2 separate regions of the Homo sapiens genome follow, and region 2 is linked to region 1. A link is a contact called in ENCODE Hi-C or POLR2A ChIA-PET data. All regions are on one chromosome and are shown on one strand. The core of a region is the stretch at or near the end of the contact, and the rest is flanking DNA. Distances in the headings are between cores, read along the strand shown. Region 1 overlaps SYT1 (synaptotagmin 1). Region 2 has its middle 55 kb from the start of OTOGL.

The links. A loop is a pair of places that touch in the nucleus more often than their neighbours do. ChIA-PET counts read pairs that join two places held with the same protein, here RNA polymerase II (POLR2A). Pooled maps may share reads with other maps.
Region 2: a pooled map shows a loop between it and region 1 (4-fold over the local background). The contact joins two enhancer-like sites. A Hi-C loop is called at or near these places in 1 of 168 maps with a recorded cell type or tissue (ascending aorta) and 3 of 50 pooled maps. POLR2A ChIA-PET finds 5 or more read pairs at or near these places in 1 of 52 experiments (WTC11).

What each region holds. Positions count from the first base shown.
Region 1 is chr12:79,405,931-79,409,838 of GRCh38, reverse strand. The region is part of intron 9 of SYT1 (synaptotagmin 1); the gene reads right to left. Among named protein-coding and RNA genes, the nearest start is that of MIR1252, 11 kb to the left of the region's middle. Within about 2 kb of position 1,683, at least 8 of the 41 ENCODE cell types and tissues checked have a DNase peak (open chromatin) inside an H3K27ac peak, as active enhancers do; they include ascending aorta, where a contact is called at or near this core.
Region 2 is chr12:80,042,217-80,046,166 of GRCh38, reverse strand. No RefSeq gene overlaps it. Among named protein-coding and RNA genes, the nearest start is that of OTOGL, 55 kb to the left of the region's middle. Within about 2 kb of position 1,271, at least 2 of the 41 ENCODE cell types and tissues checked have a DNase peak (open chromatin) inside an H3K27ac peak, as active enhancers do; they include ascending aorta, where a contact is called at or near this core.

The sequences.
Region 1 (3,908 bases), core at 434-2,933:
CTTTCCTTGCTGCATTCCACAAGCCCAGAGAAACTCGCTGGAACTCATACAAAATCCTCTCCTACTACCATATTAGGAATCAAAATGTGTAGCAGAAACCCACTGCCAAGCCGAGATAATCAACAGGGAATGTCTATGCCTTCAAGCCAAATGAGTGCAGAAAAATGATCAAGGCAGCAAAGTAAATAATAAAACTGAAAACTGGCTTTAGATTATGGTCTTGTCATGCACCCCACTCTCTAATAAGGCTGTTCTGGAAATTTCTCTACCTCTAGGCCATTCAGGTATAAGAAGCTAGTAAGGTCTAATTTTGCTATGAATAAAATTCACTCTAGGTCACAAGCAGAACAAAGCGAAGTAATATATCTTTGCCTTATTAACGATATCAAAAATTTTGTGCAGTTGCATGGCTTATAAATCCTCTACCATAATACCAAACTGATACTGCAATACTTTAAAATTTAGACATACCTTTTTTCAAATTTTGAAAAAAGTCTGTGAGTGTGTGGCAGTTACCAGAAAACTTTCCAGTTACATTGTTTTTGCTCCAAGTGAAATTGGTTAAGATTAATTATATTTTCCTTTTTTAATACATGGCACTTGATCCATCATATTCTTGGCTAGAAATAAATTTTTAATTAATATTTGCACCAAATTAATAGATGTTTCAAACCACAACATGGTGGTTCTGGAATTATAGCAAGGGACAGTATGCTGGGTTATATAATTAAGGCTTAGCAATTATCTAGTGGATTAAACAGACCATTGTGGAACTAACTGCTTGCTTTATTAAGACGGTAATGATTACACCTGAGAATGTAATGCTGGCCCGATGAGAAATTTGACCTTGCTGCCACATTTCTTGAGTTTTAAAGGAGGCAGAGGTAAGAAATGAGGAGATCAGAGAACAGAGGTTCCATAAATCAGTACCACAGATGACAGGAGCATGGATAAGTGCATAATTGTAGACTCAGGATAAAGCAAAGAATTTAGAGCTATTACAAAGTAATTTGTGTGCCATAACTCTCCGGGAAATTATAATTATCAGAGAAATAATAGACTCATAGTCAAACAGCTTCTGACCATATTACTTGGAAAAAAAAAAAAAAGAAAGAAAAGGAAAGAAAAAAATGTGGTCTAGGAAATTTGGAGGCGCCAGGACAAATTCAAAGAAATGACCTAAAACCAACCAAAATGTCCTTCTTGTATTTTTATAGCATGTCATAGTTTACAAAATGAGTTTTCCTGGCTGTTATCTTACTGAACCCTTTGTAAAGCCTGTGAGGAAGACTTCTTTATTCCCTGAATCCACATGAAAGCATGGGCTGAATCACCTCGCTAAATGACTTGCTCAAAGTCTCAGTAAGAATGTGCACTGTATCTCCGATCCTTGCTCCTTCCAATAAACCCACTAATGCCAATCTAAGTGGGCATATCTGTTTGTTTTCTGGAGGCCTCCTCCCTTCCTCTGTAGTGAGACTTAGTAAAAGCTCCCCACAGTGTTCACTTGGTCGTTCAGCCTTCAATTTGAGCAATTTCTAATTCTTCAATAGTTGTGAAATTCAGCAAGGTCTGGGATCTTGGGCATATTATTTAGCCACCTTGGCTTTGGTGAGGCAAAACTGCAGTCCAGAATCGACAATGAACCAATAGGAAATCCCCTCTGTTAGGACTAGAAAGGGCTGCCCAAATCCTTGGCTGCTACTGCCATCTCCTGTTCAGAGTAGCTCACCCAGGATTGCCTGTGCATACATTTGCTTTAAATTCAAGTGTAATACCCAGGATAAACTGATTTCAATGAGACTCAGGAATATTCCCCATGCATTTAAGGTTCTCCATTCAGCCTCTTCTCGAAGCAACATCTTTTGGTGGTGGTCAGTGTTAGAAGGCAGTTTGAACAAGATTAAGAGGATAAAACTGTTGTTCTTCTGGGAAGAAGAGGTCACAATACAGTAGTGATGTGATCAAAGATGGAAGGAAAGAAGACAGCAATGTCCTTCTCCTGTGAGTATACCAGAGTAAGGACAGCCACATCCACTCTAAAACTATAATGTTCTTTGCTTGGACTGTGCGTAAGAGAGTTGCAAAAACCACAGCAAATTACATCCTCTTCTGATTTCAGGAGGGGCCACCAAATAGTCTTTGATGTATCTCAGAGTCACAGACTCTGTGCTGTAGATACATCCCACCTAAAAGTGAGGTCAAAAATTGGGATGGAGGTGATTCACAAAGAAGACTGTATCTTCTCAGAGCTTAGTATTTGCATTTCTAAGAATGTGACGATCAGAGCTATCCCAATGGTATGACAAATGGGGACAACTATCCCAGGTCTCAAACTTTTCTTTGACTTCATGCCTTCCCAACAAATGGTGGTAGCAACTCTAGAGGGTGGCTAGATCACTCAGTTGTGGTGGGGAAGTGAGACGAAGGCATGGTGGTACTGTCATGGTCTTACCTCCCTCATCAAGACCTTTACCATACTTGTAGGATGGCATCTTTTCTTCTCAAAACTGGAAGAGACTACTCTTATGAGTCTATTTTCCTTTCAAGGTAGTTCCTGATGCTGAATTTAAGTTTGTTTCACTCAAATAATATTAGTGGTATAAGTACACAGAGTATGATTAGTCATAAGTAACAGATCATCCCGGGGGAGTTCTAGTGATAAACCCAGAGAAAAGAGTGTATCATGGAGGATAAAAAAGAATACAAATTACTTATTTGTCAGGGCCTGTGCTAAGCACTGTCACATGCCATCTTAATACTTGCCATAGCTTGATGAAACAAGCATTATTATCCCTTTTTAACAGATAAATAAACTGAGGCTCAGAACCATGAATTAACTTGTCCAGGGCCATAGGGATAGTAAGTGATAATGGCAGGATTTGAATCAAGGTCTTTATGACCTCCAAAGCAGGGTAGTTCACCTCTACACCAGAATAATAATGGCTGCAGTAATAAAAATAGCAGACATTCCGGGAGGGCTGACATGTGCCACACACTTTTCAAGGACTTTCAAATATTAACTCACTTTCTTTCTCACTACAATTCTGTGAGGTAGGTGCTATTGTGATCAATATTTTATTGAAAAATACAGAGAATTTAAGCACTTCCCCAAGATTACACCACTATCAAGTAGCAGAACTGGTATTCAAACCCAGATAATCTGACTCTAAGCCTGTGCTAATTGGTGAAATTTATCAGAAGCAGCAACTAGAGATCAGAGTGAGTGACACTTAGGTGCTCAGTGTTCCTAACATCAGTTTTCTATCACTGACTAATGTGGACAAGACTTTAAAAAGTAGCATGAGAATAATGATAGTGCTGGATCTGGTTCTAGCTTTATTTCTTGGTTCTCTTCAAACCCTTTTGGGCTAAGTTAAGGTTCATTTCTGCTGCCACCAACTTGGGCATGAGGTTGATTTATGTAGCAGAATCTTTGGAAGTTTCAGAGAGTGTATAGAATAAGGTGGAAATCAGACCTATAACATGTAACCCTTAGAAGCTCAGAGGCACTATCTTGCCCCAAGGGTCACCTCTATGCTTGAGATAGTGCTTAACCTGCAGCTACAGACATACCAGTCACCACAGTGCAGTGCAACTTGTGACTGTTGTTTAGGAAGTATCTGACCACCTGTCCATAATGTTTTTTCTTTCATGAAAGGTATTACAAACTAAGCCATCATAAGAGGATCCATTACCTAGACCTTCTTGTTCTTATGACAGAATTATATTAGCAATGCTCCACTTGGTCTTACTGACTCCCTTTCTCCTCTTTCATTTCCATATTAATTTTTTTAAACCATTACTTTCCTGTCATTCTTGTACTTAAAAGCCAGCCATGATGATCTTGTCCCATTAGTTCTCATTTAGTCTTTTAGATAAAAGTGGCCCTTTGACTCTCCAGTTAA
Region 2 (3,950 bases), core at 22-2,521, 640 kb before region 1:
TCCTGACTAGAACCTTCAGTACAATATTGACTAGAAATGAACCACATATTTTTTAAACTCATAATTCTGTATGGCTGACCCCAAGAATTTAAAGACTTAAATAAAATAATATCAATTAAAGTAGTATATTAAATGAGAGATTTCAAATGATTACCTCAATATATTTAAGAAACACTTATACCATGCTGGTATGTACCAGATAGCTTTAAGCACCTTATAAGTATTATCTCATCGAATCTTTACAGTAATTCTATGATTTAGCTGCTGTCATTCCCTATATTACACATAAGGAAACCAAGCCAGAGTTAATTTATCCAATATAACGCCGCAGCTAAGTAGCAGAGCTGGAATTTAAACCCAGCCAGATTGGTCCAGAGTTGTAGCTCTTAACCATTTAACATGCTGACTCACATATATGTCATTATTAACCAAGTAGCTTAATGATGAAATTTGAGAAGCATTCCTTTACATGTCAGGAAAAAGACAAGGTTGCCAACTACTGCTACTTCTATTGAACATTTTAGTGTAGGTTATAGTAAATGCAAGCCAATAAAATTTTTTGGTATAATAAATTAGAAAAGAAGAGACCTAACTATCATTATTTGTGAAAAATATGGTTTGTCCACACAAAAAATTCAATAGCTTCTATATTCAGCCTTTAGAATCTAAAAATAATCCACAGATTCAAGGGTAAAAGAGCTGCATACAAAAGTTGGGGGCATATTCCTAAGCACCAGTAATAATCCATTGGATAATATAACAGAGAAAATATTTCAATACTATATGATATCTAGGAATCAAGCTAACAAAAGATACACAAGTGGAGAACCAAGTGTTTGAGAAAAGAAAGTAGACTAGTGCGACTATAGTGCAGAGTTTACACAGAGGGAATTCAGCAAAAAAGGAGTTTGGCCAGATTAAAGAGGCTTGATCCATAGCAACTTTTTGAGCAAGGAAGTAGAAAAAATAATGTAATATTTAGAGAAATTTAATCTGAGACCAATTCAATGGAATCCATTAGTCTAAGGAGCCCAGAAACGCAGTGGGGGGATTCAGTCTACCTCCTCGTGTGGAGATTTTTACAAGGAGTTCGCTTGTAGTAAAGAGCAGTGTACTGCCTGCCACAAACTCAAATAAAAGAAAAATCAGTATTTTAAATCTGATTGTTTTCCTGTACAGTAATAATGGAAAGCAGAAAACACTGCTGCAGTGTTGCTTGTCAAACTCTGGTCTTCATATTTTCAATATGAGGTCAAATGATGGAATCTTGAGTCATCCAGTGGCCTGGTTGATGACCAATTCTTCTATCTAATGACTAATTTTGGCATTTAGAAAAAGGCTAAAAATATGCCTGTGATCATAGGCAGAAAGCAGTTATTTTAAAAAAGAGACTTTGGGGCCAGTTGCACAAAATTATAATGAAACCATGGTAATAACAGGCAATAGCTGTAAGGGTTAACTCATAAGTTACGAATATTTTAGGGCTGGGTGCAGTGGCTCATGCCTGTAATCTCAGCACTTTGGGAGGCTGAGGCAGGCGGATCACCTGAGGTCGGGAGTTTGAGACCAGCCTGACCAACATGGAGAAACTCCATCTCTATAAATAAATAAATAAATAAATAAATAAATAAATAAATAAATAAATACAAAATTAGCCAGGTGTGGTGGCGCATGCCTGTAATCCCGGCTACTTGGGAGGCTGAGGCAGGAGAATCGCTTGAACCGGGGAGGCAGAGGTTGCTGTGAGCTGAGATCACGCCATTGCTCTCCAGCCTGGGCAACAAAAGCGAAACTCCGTCTCAGAATATTTTAACATCAAGTTCTGACGTTAGTATGGCACTATATAGGGAGGCCTAAGTCCCCAACTGACCTATTTTTGTTAAATATAAATAAACATATTCAGGCCCTTATCTTTCCAACTTCTCTTTGGCATTTTCATTTGCCAAATATTTACTGGACACCTGCTATATATCAGGCACTGTGCTAAGTCCAGAGGATTCAGCAGAGAACAAAGTAAATGCAGCACCCGCCATCTCAAAGTTTACATTCCTGCCTGAAGTCTGCAATGTGGCAAACTTCTCCTAGGCTGCCAGGACACCACTCTGGAGCTTTTCCCTGCCTCCCTCATCACTCTGTCTCCTTCACTGGCTTCTTTTCTTTTGCTTTTCTCTTAAACATTGGTTGCCCCAATTCTCAGCCCTCTTCTCTTCTCCCTCAGTATTCTCCCAGAGAAATCTCCATTTATTCCCATTTTTGTATTTCATTTGTATAGTACAATTACATTCAGATCTAGACAGATATATAGATTACTATGTGCCAAGATCTGTTATAACCACATTACAAATATTAACTCATTTAATCTTTGTAACAACGCTTTGAGGTGGATACTATTATTTTACCCATTTTCCAGATGAGGAAACCAAGTCACAAATTGGTTAAGAAGGTGGCATAACTAGAGTTTAAACCAAGACAGACCATGACCTAGACCAGTATGCTGTGCACACTCCCATGTCTTCAACCTGTCACCTGTGTGTGGATGCCTCCCCAATGCAGATCATTAAGTTGTAATTCTCTATATTCAATCTCATATTTTATAATGGCTGCTAGACATCTGTACCTGAACTTTCCACACATAACTTAGAAACAATGTGCTTTCTACTCTGAATGGTCGTGTCGTCCCAAAATTCTTGTGTTGAAATCTTAACCCCAAGGAAATGGTATTAGAAAGTGAGGCCTTCTGCTCAAAACTGCTGCAGCTTTCCACCTCCTGGTATCTGTGTCGGCAAATGGCCCTTCTTGCCTTGATCCACAGGGACGGAGAAGGGGATGTCATTAATATTTTGTTCATTAATACTGATTAATTAATCCAAAAAAAGTGAGGCCTTCTGGAAGGTGATTAAGTCATGAGAGTGAATCCTCATTAATGGGATTCGTGCCTTTACAGAAGAGACTCCAAAGAGCTGTCTTGCCCTTCTACCATGTGAGGACATAGCATGAAGGGGCCCTCTATGCACCAGGAAACATGTCCTCACCAGACACTGAATAGACTCATGTCTTGATCATGGACTTCTCAGCCTCCACAACTGTGAGGCATAAATTTCTGCTGTTTGTAAGCTATCTAGCTTATGGGATTTTGTTATAGCAGCCCAAACAGACTAAGACAGTACTCAATTTATCAAATTCCTTTTCTTTCATGCTCTACATTATATGTACAGTTCCTTATCAATATCCTCTTATAACAGCCTCCTAACAGGCCTCCTTAATACAGCAGTTCTCAAAGTATGATCCAAGGACATCTAAGAATTTTTGAGACCCTTTCAGGAGTTCACAAGATCAAAATTATTTTCATAACAATACTAAGATATTATCTGGCTTTTTTACTGTGTTGACCTTTGCACTAATGGTGCAAAAAACAATGGGTGATAAAACTGCTGACAACTTAGCATGAATAGAATAGTAGAAGCAAACTATACTAGAATTTTATTCTTCACCACCATACACTCCCAGTTTAAATTCTAAGAAGCCAGATTCACTAAAGAATATCTTTGATGAAGTAGTAAAATATATGAATTTTTCAAAATATTGACTCTTGAGTACATACCTTTTAAATATTCTGTGAGATGAAATAGAAAGTACACATAAAGCTCTTCTGATCTACTGAAACAGTCCTTGTCTCAAAGAAAAGCAATTGTGTAGGTGTTTGAATTGTAAGTAGAAGTAGCCATTTTTTCAGAGAATGTTAGAAAAGGATAATATTCATACTAATTCAGATATTAGAAAAATTAGAATATTGGAAATCTTAACAAATATGATTTTTTTGTATTATATATTGAAATGTGTCAACATTTGGAAGTTCTACATAACTTGGGGAACCAATATTTTCTAGATGACCAGTGCATTTGGTTACAAAATCATATATGGGTGAAAGGTTCGTTCAAAATTCAATATAC